Regions from separate parts of the Homo sapiens genome. Here region 2 is linked to region 1. The links are chromatin contacts, found by Hi-C in ENCODE. All regions are on one chromosome and are shown on one strand. The core of a region is the stretch at or near the end of the contact, and the rest is flanking DNA. Distances in the headings are between cores, read along the strand shown. Region 1 holds the start of EMX2 (empty spiracles homeobox 2). Region 2 holds the start of GFRA1 (GDNF family receptor alpha 1).

Region 1 (5,597 bases), core at 2,123-4,622:
TTGGGCAGCTAAGGAACAAAGGTGGCTGTATTCTGCAAGGCCTAAATCCACAAGTAAAGTTGAGTGGCAGGGCAGCTGCGCCATCTAGGAGCTTAGGGTCCAGTCCAGACCACAGTGCCCAGTGCCCTGGCACGACTCCACTGGCCAGTCTGGTTAATGAGTTACTATCCTAGTTAATTTCCCTGCACATCGGGGCCAGACCCCGCGAACCTTCCCGGGCCCTTCTGGCCCCGGGAATTAGCATAGATTACCCATGCATGAATTAGCATAGATTACCCAGCTTCTGGGGTTCTGAACTGCCCGACTCACTGGAAACCTGCTTCTCCTTCAAGGGGCTGGAGTGCAGCTCGGGTCTAGCAGCACTTGGAGCAGAGGAACTAGCATATCCTGGTTCCTTCAGGAAGGGGGACACCAGATCTCAGATCCTGCTGCCCCTTTACCCCTGCCTACGTGTTGGCTAGCTAGAGCCCCTGGGGCAAACCTGGCCACAGAAGGGCAGTTTATAAAAGGCAGGTAGCCTGCAGAGGATGCCGACTGACTGAAGTGGGACTGTGGAGCACTCTACCCCTCTACTGCAGCCAGATGTCCCTGCCTGGGGCAGAAGGCTGAGGGGTCCCATCTCCAGCCCAACACTGTCCTGGTTAAGGGAATAATGATTGCACCTTAGCGCCCAGGGCTGCAAGTTTTAAAAGAGGGAAGGCACCCATCACCCTTATACATCACAAACCATCTGGGTCTCACCCAATCTCCCAGACAGACTGGATACCTGTTGCCCTAAAGGTCAATGACTTTTATGCCCCCATCCAAGATCACTAAGGGTGGAGTTTCAGTGGCTCCAGTTTGCAACCTCTGAGTCTCAGGCTGAGTTTGGAGGGTCTGGCCTGAGGGCACTGCCAGAATCTGGCCCTCCAGTCCTCCTTCTGAAGTTTGCATGAAAGGTGCACTCTCCTGCTTGCCAGGATTCAGGATGCACAGTCTGCCTAAGCTGAGTGTTTGTTTCCAGCCTCAAAAACCTGAGGGCGGACCTCTAGCTCCACCCTAAGCTTACTGGCTGGGCACAGCCAAAAGACCTCCCCCCTCTGCCATGTCTTCAGGCTCCCTGCTGGCCTAGCTGGGGTTAGAGGAGAGGCCTGTAACCTCACAGCCTAATTGAGAGAGGGATTTCCAAACTGTAGACAATATTTTGGGGGACAGTGGTCCAGGCCCAAGGGAGGTGCATCTTTAAGTGCACCCCTACCCCAAGGGCTGGATCCAAAGCCCAGAATCTTTGGGCCTGGAAAAAGGGGAGGAGGAGAAAGCAAAGCCACCTGGAACTGACAGAGGGACAATACTGGGCTAGGACCCCAGCCCAGAACTTCGAAGCCTAAGGGAAAGGCAGGTGTCTCCCACTGTGAGGGCAAAGCTGAGGCGCACACCTGTCTCATCTGTGAAGATGTGTATGTGTGTTCCCTGGGAAGGTGTGGGGTGGGGGCAACAAAGATGATCTCTGCCAGTTCCTCACGAATCTGTCTGGTGCCCTGACAACCCCGGAAAACACTGCTCCCAACTCCTCTCTTGCCTGGTTTCCCAAAAGAGGTTTTTGGACACTTGCCCCAACACAACATTATATCTGGAATAAAGGAGTAATTGACACAAACATAAATATACACCAGATGAAACCAAGGGAGGAAGCAGGTAGCTCGTCCTGAGACCTGTCCCCTCAACTATGCATCTGGTGGCAGTGCAGCCTGGCTCACGGTGGACTTCACTCTTCTCCTCCCATTGCCATCGGCTTCCCAGGTTTCACGGCAACCTAGTCACCAAACACAGGCAATTCTGCGTTCTTAGGAGAAATGACAGGGGCCTGGGAGTAATAGTTTTAAACGACGCTAGAATTTTTTTTTATCATTAATTGTAAACGTGCAAAATACCTGCTGGTACTTCACTTTAGAAGAATGTAATTGGCAAAAGGAAAAAAAGGAAAAAAGAGGCGGCTGATGAATAGATAATAGATCTTTAACCACCAATAAACAGAGAGCAGCGCCAGCAGCCTGGGGATGTGATCATAATTATGCCGCCGCGCGAGCCAATGGGGACGAGGGAACTCGGTCCTAAAATCATCCCAAAACCGAAGGCGAGCTCGAAAATGCGGACACGGCCCGGGACCGGAGATGCGATCCGTAGTCGTTAGTTGCACTGGGTTTGCACAGCAACCACCACCCCCCCACCAACCCCGGGACAACAGATGGCATAATAATAATAATAGAAATAATAATAATAAAATAATATCATCTATAATAATAATAACATTGACCACACTGACAAAAATAATTACGACGGAACCTTAATAGTACAGTAGCACCATATCGGGCTCTCCCCTGACCTTGGACTGCCGGTCCCAGATATTCCAGAAGGAATTGTTTTGGGGAAGGAGGTGAGCACCCTCCCAGACAGAAAACGCTAGAGACCGTGGGGCGAGAGAGGGAGAGAGTTGGAAGCCCACTGCTCCGGCGGGGTCGGCAGCTCCCGGTCTCAACTCGCAAACGAACGAGCCGGGTCAAGAATCGCGAACGCACCGACCCTGGGACCTCGAGGCTAAGCGTGGTTGATGGGGTGGGAGGACCCCGTACCCCTCACTCCAGGATCCCTCCTGGCCTAGGAAACCGCTGGGAGTTTTGCTAAGTGTGGGGATTGGTATAACCGAACGGCGCCTTTAGCCCGGGAACCAGCCCCTGCCCGCTTACCCTCGCGGTGCTCTTGGGGCGATCCCAGTTCTCCCGACGCGGGGCCGCGTAAGGCAGCAGCGGCGGAGCGCTAGGCTAGAGGAATCTGTCTGTCCTTCTGTCCTACCAGCTTGGGCGAGGCAGGCTCGGGATTCAGGGGGCCGCAGCGGAGGCGGCGCCGGCCAGGGACTCTGCAGGGACCGGGGTGCCCCGGAGGGAGTGGTGCTGGTGGAGGAGGAGGCGGTGGCTGAGGGGGAGTAGGTGGGGAAAGAGGAGGAGGAAGAAGAGGAGGAGGAGGAAGAAGAGGAGGAGGAGGAGAAGAAGAAACTGGAGGAAGAGGAGGAGGCGAAGGAGGAGGAGAAGCCGCAGCGGGCGCCGCAGGAGCGAGTGAGCTGGGAGCGAGGGGCGAAGGCGCGGAGAAGCCCGGCCGCCCGGTGGGCGGCAGAAGGCTCAGCCGAGGCGGCGGCGCCGACTCCGTTCCACTCTCGGCCCGGATCCAGGCCTCCGGGTTCCCAGGCGCTCACCTCCCTCTGACGCACTTTAAAGAGTCTCCCCCCTTCCACCTCAGGGCGAGTAATAGCGACCAATCATCAAGCCATTTACCAGGCTTCGGAGGAAGCTGTTTATGTGATCCCCGCACTAATTAGGCTCATGAACTAACAAATCGTTTGCACAACTTGTGAAGAAGCGAACACTTCCATGGATTGTCCTTGGACTTAGGGCGCCCTGCCCGCCTTTTGCAGAGGAGAAAAAACTTTTTTTTTTTTTTGCCTCCCCCGAGAACTTTCCCCCCTTCTCCTCCCTGCCTCTAACTCCGATCCCCCCACGCCATCTCGCCAAAAAAAAAAAAAAAAAAAAAAAAGAAAAAAAAAGAAAAAAAAAGAAAAAAAATTACCCCAATCCACGCCTGCAAATTCTTCTGGAAGGATTTTCCCCCCTCTCTTCAGGTTGGGCGCGTTTGGTGCAAGATTCTCGGGATCCTCGGCTTTGCCTCTCCCTCTCCCTCCCCCCTCCTTTCCTTTTTCCTTTCCTTTCCTTTCTTTCTTCCTTTCCTTCCCCCCACCCCCACCCCCACCCCAAACAAACGAGTCCCCAATTCTCGTCCGTCCTCGCCGCGGGCAGCGGGCGGCGGAGGCAGCGTGCGGCGGTCGCCAGGAGCTGGGAGCCCAGGGCGCCCGCTCCTCGGCGCAGCATGTTCCAGCCGGCGCCCAAGCGCTGCTTCACCATCGAGTCGCTGGTGGCCAAGGACAGTCCCCTGCCCGCCTCGCGCTCCGAGGACCCCATCCGTCCCGCGGCACTCAGCTACGCTAACTCCAGCCCCATAAATCCGTTCCTCAACGGCTTCCACTCGGCCGCCGCCGCCGCCGCCGGTAGGGGCGTCTACTCCAACCCGGACTTGGTGTTCGCCGAGGCGGTCTCGCACCCGCCCAACCCCGCCGTGCCAGTGCACCCGGTGCCGCCGCCGCACGCCCTGGCCGCCCACCCCCTACCCTCCTCGCACTCGCCACACCCCCTATTCGCCTCGCAGCAGCGGGATCCGTCCACCTTCTACCCCTGGCTCATCCACCGCTACCGATATCTGGGTCATCGCTTCCAAGGTACGTGCCACGTCGCGGAACTGCAGCGCGCCGCTCCCGCCGCATCCTTCACTGCCCCCGGCCTGCTCCGGGTGGGCGCTTGGCAAGGCCTGGGCGGAGGTTCCTCCGGCTCGCGGGCCAGCGCGCCCTGTTGGGAAACTAGGCGGCGCGGGGCCGGGCGTGGTGTCGATCCCCAGTCTCCGAAGCTACGACTGGTTTGGAGTGATGGCCTGCGGGCCGCTTGACCCTTTGGGAAGGGGTGCGAACGGAGAAGTTGTCCCCCAGTGCGCTCGAATCAGAGCAGGCTGGGCTGTGCGTGCCCGGCGCCGCGGAGCCCAGAGCCCGCGGGATCCCCAGGCTCCTGGTACCCTCGGCAATGCCCCCAACCGTCCTGGCTCCGAGGGGCGCGGACAGGACTCGGCCGCCAGGCTTGCTTTCGACTGCGTTCGACCCTGTTCACCACCCACTTTGCGCCCCTTCAGTCCAGACCCGCGGCTTCTTAGTCTTCCACCCTCTTCTGGAGGCGAGAGGATCCTCGCGCCCCGGGAGAAAAGTATGGGATTTGTTTTTTCTTTCCTGCTTTTCGGAGGCCTGGGGAGGGGCGGGAACCCGTGCGGGAGGAAAGCTCCAGGGCTTGGCGCTCTCGCCGCGACCTGCTTAATTGGGGCGCCGAGCAGCCACAGCGGGAAGGCAGGTTCGGTCTGGTTTTTGTTTTTCTTTCTTTCTTTAAAAAAAAAAAAAAAGAACCTGGTCAGGAAACTGTCTTAGAGGGAAATATCTGTTCGTGTGTTTTCATTTCTTGCGATATTTTTTATTTGTTTGTTTTTCTCTGGGTACGGGGTGGGAGGAGGAGAGTTAAAACTTCAGAAAAAGGAGTAATTAGTTTACGGATTGGAGTCAGTAAAAGACCTACCTCCGGCGGCAGCCGATCAATACTCCGCGGCTTGTCCATTCATTAACCCATTGCGTTCCTGCCGGAGCCTAGAATCGGGTAGATGTCACCCCCCTCCCCATATTTTAAAAAATCAAACCAAAGGAAAAAAAACCCAAAAAGCCTTTTACCCTTAATCCCGAACTGGATTTGCCTGCATCCTGCCTGGACTGTCGGCTTGTTTTTCTTTGTTTGGGTTTTCGGTGAATCGATTTCCTATGCTAATGAGTGAACCCAAAACTCTGAGGCTTTGCTTGAAAAGTTTAGGGCTGCCCTTCCTCATTCGCTATCAGTCATGCTTATGGTCCCCTCACCAGACCCGGAGCCGCTGGGATCTTCCTGCGTTACAGACTGTCCTGGCGGTGTCTGCAAGTCGGTAACCCCCCG
Region 2 (5,898 bases), core at 284-2,783, 1.3 Mb before region 1:
CCGCGGCTCCGCGAGCTCCCAGAGACTCTCTGGGGGTGCAGGGCCCTGGGCTGGAGGGCTTCTTAGTCCCCCGCCAAGTTGGGTCATTAAAAACCACAGGAAATCAAAACCAAGCCCGAAAAGCTTCAGGCAGCGCCGCGCCGCCACCGCCTCCCTAACCCGGGGATTCGCGATCCCATTCCCCAAAAAGACACTTCTTCCTTCCACATCCACCACACCCGCGCCCCAATTTTGGTGCGGAGGGCGGGGTGGGCTGCTGCAAGCGACCCTAGGAAAGACTCAGAGGGTAAGAAAGCCCGCGGCGGGCCTCGACTTACCCAAGAGCGGCAGCGCGAAGTACAGGGTCGCCAGGAACATGGTGCCGGCGCGGGGCTGGTCCCCGCCCCCCCAAAAAAATCCCGAGCCGCCGCTGGGTCTTGCCGAGGGAGCTCAGCGTGCAGCGATCCCCGGACAGCTGTGCTGCTCTGGCCGCCCAAAGTTCAGCTCCATCCAGTGAAAGAGGAAACTCCGGGTCTGGCAGCAGCCACCGCCGCCGGCGACTCAGCTCCGGGATGGCGAGGGCGGGAGGCGGTTCCGCTTTTAGGGGTTCAGGTCCGACCCAACCTGGAAGGGAGGGCGCGCTTTGAGATGAGAGCGGAGAGCGCCGGAGACTCCCCCCACAGAACCCTCTCCCCTCCCCCGTTCCCGCCTTTGGGGAATTTCCAACACCGGGGTGAGGACCCACCCCCACCCAGGTCGGGGTGCATGTGCGTGTTTTCCAGGGGCCGCTGACACGGGGATGGAGGTGAGGGCTGGAGAGGTCTGAAGAGGGTTCCTAAAGTCCAAGGGGGTGTCTGTTGGGTTCAACCCGAGACGCTGAACGCAAGCAAATAAATAAATAAACGGTACTTTCCGAGCGTCGCGAGCGGAGCCTGCAGCTGCCTGGAGTCCGAGCCCTCGGTGGCGGCGGCGGCAGCTCCCTAGCCAGCCCTGGCGCCGAAAGAGCCCCTTCTCCCGGGAAGTTGGCCTCCCCCTCCTCGCGTCAGCCAGCGAGCTCGCTCAGCCGCCGGCCCTCCCCACTCCGATCGCCAATCCCTAGCCCCAGTCGCCGCCCTCCTTCTCCCCGGGACTCGTCTCCCTCCAGAGGCCGCCAAGCCAGGGGGAACCGATGTCCCGACTGGGGCTGAAACCCGGTTCCTGCGCCCCTACCCCCTACCCGCCGCGCGTCCTCGGCTCCCTCCTGGGCGTCCGCTCCTCTCACACTCTCGCCCGGTGCCCAGGACTCGGGCGCTTCCGCACCCCAGCCCAGGGCGAGCGCGCCGGCCCGCAGTCCCGGCGTGCCCCGGCAGGTGCAGCCCGGCGCCACGAGCGCCCCCCGGGCCCTAAAGTTGGGAGACGCCAGCAAAAAGAAAGGGGTGGCCGGAGGAGGGGGGAAGAAGGAGTGGGGAAGAGGGACGGGAAGCGGCAATGGGTTCCCAAACAGAACGAAAAAAACTCCAAATGCCACCAACCTGGACTCAACCGACCGCGTCCAGCTGCGGCGAGGAGCCAGTTTGTTTATTTACTTATTTATTCTTTCAGGGCAATGGTGTCCCCGCCCCCTCCTTCCCTTTCCGGGCTCACTTTATCTGCGCTAGGAAAAGAAAAAAAAGAAAAAAAAATAGATGCGGTAATCTTCGAGAGCTCGAAGGGCCGAGTTGGGCCAGGACGATTTCCGAGCAGAGCCCTCGGCTCGGATGCTCGTTAGGGATGTTAGTGGTTATTGGAAGCGGCGCGGAGAATGGCGTGTTCCGAGGCCAGATTTCTTCTGGCCAGAGGACCCTCGGCCTGCTCCTGTTCCCGCCGCTCCGCAGCTCCAGCTCCCTCCTAAGCTCGCCCGCCAGGCAGCCGCAGCTGCACACGCCCGCTTGCGGTGGGACCCGCGGCCGGACCCGTACTCGCGCACAGGACACGCAGTGTTCTGCAGCCGGCCGCGGGTGCTGCCAGACACACACACTCTCTCTCTCTCTCTCTCTCTCTGTCTCTCTCTCTCTCTCTCTCTCTCACACACACACACAGACACACACACACACATACACGGGCACAAGGGCTCTTTCTTCTTAGGGCAATCGAGCCAGACCCTTCTTCGGAACACAAAGTTTTCCCCCACGTCACTAGTGGCTGTGATTCAAGACTTGGTGCTTTCAAGACACACTCAGACCCAGGACGCTGGAGCGGCGATCCTGGGATGCGCCCATCCGTTCGTCCACGCCAGCGCGTGCACACTCACACTCACACGCACACATGCACACGCAGTCTCTACCTCTCTCCTGGAGCTCCGACAAGGAGACAAAAGCGGAGCCCCCAGCCCACTGCATTTAAACCCGGCCAGACCTGGCTTTAGAAAATTTATAAGCTGACCTCCATTTTGGCTGTTTCGAGAGTAAATTAACAACAACAAAAAAAGCCTAACATGTACACAGCCCTTCGCCCCAACCCCTGGGACCGCTGGTTCCCAGTCGTGCTGCTCACCCCCCGCCCCCCACGCCTGACACACGCTCCCCTTCCCGCACGCCGGGGGGCGCCCGGGGCACCGAAGTCTACACTGGGTCGGGAGACCGGTCTAGGAGCCAGCCGGCAGTGCTCGGGATCTTTGCTGATGTCCAAGTTCATCTCTCGGGGAGACCGAGTTTGAATCAAATCTGCGTGCGCCCAGCTGTCAAATCTGCAAACCTATCACGCCAGACAATGGGCCGCCGCGGAGGACAGACAAGAATGGCTCATTTTGATCGAGGGGGGTAAATTGAAAAGGGCACGGGCTTTGGTTGAAGTTTGAGGCCCGGGTGTCAGGGCGGGGAGAAGAAGAGGAGGAAGGAGGAGGGTTGGGCCGCTCTCCATTCAACCACACATCAGCCAGGCGCGCCCCTCGGCTGCAGCGGCTGCTTGCAGGCGGGCTGCATATTGTGTGGAGTCGCCAAAGAGGGTCTGCGCCTCGGGGCGCGCCCCAAACCCGGGGGACATCCTACGGATCCGCACTTCTCTTGTGCTGTACGCGTGTTCCTCCAGGGTAAGTATGAGGAGACGGACGCCCTCATCAGACACCCCTCCTCCAACACACACACACCCATAGCCACATCATTCAGGGATACTCTAGTTCAGTGTATCAGTTTACACTTGGTTGTTGAGTAAACAAAGCAAACATATGTCACATTTTCGCGACAGATGGTTCAAACCAAGGGCTACTTAAGTTCTCTCTCTCTAACAGTCTAAGTTACAGGCTGAACTAAGCAGAAATGTAATTAAGTCATCTGATCAGTTTCTTCGACTTAAAATGTTTTCCCATATTTTCACAAACAAGCCAGATAAATCCTGGGGATGTGGTTTCAAGGAAAGGAGGGCTGAATATGAACTAAGACTTTGTGTGAAGACTCCGTTTCTCCCCGGTCACCCCAAACAGAAAATCCTCTTTCATTGTTCCATTTCGTAAGTGGAGGAGAATGTCTTCTTTTGGAAAATCAGTAATTGGAATTTCAATTTTCAATAGAGGGACTAGTGCTTACCGGTGCTGATTACTTGGGATAGTTGGATTACAATGAGGTTTAAGACATCATCCACATCTTTTGTAAATGTTCTTTGTTTAGAAATGACTTCATGTTACCCTATATATTCCACGGAATTCTTTTGAATCAAATTTTAACAGGGTGGGGGAAGGGTGAACTAAAAGCTCTCCCAGTGTAGAATATGGGACTTCTTTTTAAAATACAGATGATCTCCAACTTATGATGCTTCTACTTATATTTTTAGACTTTACCATGGTGCAAAAGCCATATACATTCAGTAGAAACTGTATTTTGACTATGGACCATACAATCATTCTATTTTTCACTGTCAGGTTAGTATTGAATAAGTTTCATGAGATAGTCAACACTTTACTATAAAATAGCTTTGTGTTAGATAATTTTCCCCAACTGCCGGCTAATGTAAGTGTTTTGAGCATGTTTAAGGTAGGCTAGGCTAGGCTGTGATGCTTGGTAGTTTAAGTGTATTAAATGCATTTTCAACCTATGATGTTCTCAACTTTTGATGAGTTTATCAGAGCATAAGCCTCATTGGAAGTCAAGGATCATCTGTATTTTTAGCTTCAATAATGTATTTCTGAACCATTCACTCACACTTGTCCTTATTAAGTTTGTGCTGCTGATGAATACAGAGCTTTGTTTTTAAAAAGGTAACAATAAACCCCCAGAGGCTGTAACTGTGTTGTCCAATACAATAGTCACTAGCCATGTGGCTATGTCAATGAAATTAATTAAAATTAAATAAAAGAAAAATGCAGTTCCTCAGTAGCATTAACCATATTTCAAGTGCTCAATAGCTACATGTGGCTGGTGGCTACCATATTGGACAACACAGATATAGATCATTTCCATCATTGCAGCAAGCTCTACTGGACAGCACTACCCTATAATGTTGGTGTGGAATTAGTTAATGTGGTATATACACATATATAAAGTTTTTAGAATAGTAGAATAGTGCATAGAGTGCTTACTTCATAAGCAGCAGCAGTACTGGGGGTTGTAGTTGGAAGGATAATGATGATGATGATGATGATGATGATGATGATGCCTTGTTAGTCTCTTGTAGAAGTCAAAGAATCGATGAAGACACAGCCCACTTCTGGTATGTCAGGATGAGATCAGCAGGCAAAGAAGCCAGGGAGTAGGAGAATCTATATGTCAAAAGCTGATCTTCCAAGGAAAGCTGTGAACAGAAAGATGTGGCCCATACTGTAGCCTAAGACTTCCCGTAGTAGGAGCTAATAAAAATAATAATTAAAAAAATCACTGCTTTACAACTACATCCATTAACTTTTTTTTTTCTTTTTTTCTTCTTTTTTTTGAGACAGAGTCTCGAGCTGTCGCCTGGGCTGGAGTGCAGTGGCATGATCTCAGCTCACTGCAACCTCTGCCTCCTGGGTTCAAGCAATTCTCCTGTCTCAACCTCCTAAGTAGCTGGGATTACAGGCACCCACCACCACAACCAACTAATTTTTTTGTATTTTTAGTAGAGATGGGATTTCAGTATGTTGGCCAGGCTGGTCTCAAACTCCTAACCTTGTGATCCACCCACCTCAGCCTCCCAAAGTGCTGGGATTACAGGCGTGAACCACCACGCCCGGCCTACATCCACTAACTTCTAAAGGTGAGAGAAACACACTGCCCTTGGAATATCGAAGACAGAAAAGCATTGTGACTTAATGTATTAATATCATCTCTGTTTCCTTGGAGCTTATCTGTTCCTATGTGTATGGGACTGATCTCAGGATGAAAGGTGACATCAAAGTATCAAATATTATTGATAATTATAAAGGTTCATGTAATCCTCTGTGACATGTTGCTCAGCAGAAAATTGGTTTTAATGCCACAAAATTAGGTTCAATCTACCCATAAGCACGTGAAGTGAGCAATTTTCTGGCATTTCTTGATGTAAGTGTATTTTCATAAGTTAACAGATGAGTCAGGATGAGAATGACAGTTTTATTCCATGCAGCATTTTGTCTGTTTCTCTCATTGCCTTCCTTGGCCCTCCATTTTGTAAAATTCTACTGCTTAAAAAGCATTCAGATTTTTTTAACTCATTCTAGTCCATGAAAGTTCAACATTTGACATCAGACAGCTTGACAGATTTACCGCGGTAGTTACAAAAAAAAAAAACTATTCACCAGTCTCTAAGTGTGCCATGACATTTTTGACTGCTATACCTTTGCCCATTCATTTCCATCTGCCTAATGCGTGCTTCATCCTGATATTTCAAGGTTCGGCTCAGCTCAAACAGGACACTACGATAATATGGACCTCTTTGGTCAGAATTCATAGTTCCCTGTAGTATACTCCACGGCCTCACTGAAGCCTCCGCCATGTCTATTGTAACATTGCATTG

What was found. Hi-C counts contacts between places; a loop is a spot of excess contacts on that map. Pooled maps may share reads with other maps.
Region 2: a loop to region 1 is called in a pooled map, with 19 times the contacts of the local background. The contact joins the promoter of GFRA1 here to the promoter of EMX2 in region 1. A Hi-C loop is called at or near these places in 4 of 37 single-sample maps with no recorded cell type and 7 of 50 pooled maps.

Annotation. Positions count from the first base shown.
Region 1 is chr10:117,539,374-117,544,970 of GRCh38, forward strand. EMX2 (empty spiracles homeobox 2) reads left to right here and starts at 3,373. Exons shown (of 3, transcript NM_004098.4): 1 at 3,373-4,300. The coding sequence starts at 3,895. It also overlaps EMX2OS. RefSeq lists enhancers at 4,588-5,210, 5,211-5,597.
Region 2 is chr10:116,271,673-116,277,570 of GRCh38, forward strand. It overlaps GFRA1 (GDNF family receptor alpha 1), which reads right to left and starts at 1,534. Exons shown (of 11, transcript NM_005264.8): 1 at 1,491-1,534; 2 at 318-603. The coding sequence starts at 357. LOC107984273 (a long non-coding RNA gene) reads left to right here and starts at 2,337. Exons shown (of 2, transcript XR_001747598.2): 1 at 2,337-5,160. RefSeq lists an enhancer at 1,699-2,536 and a silencer at 1,745-2,039.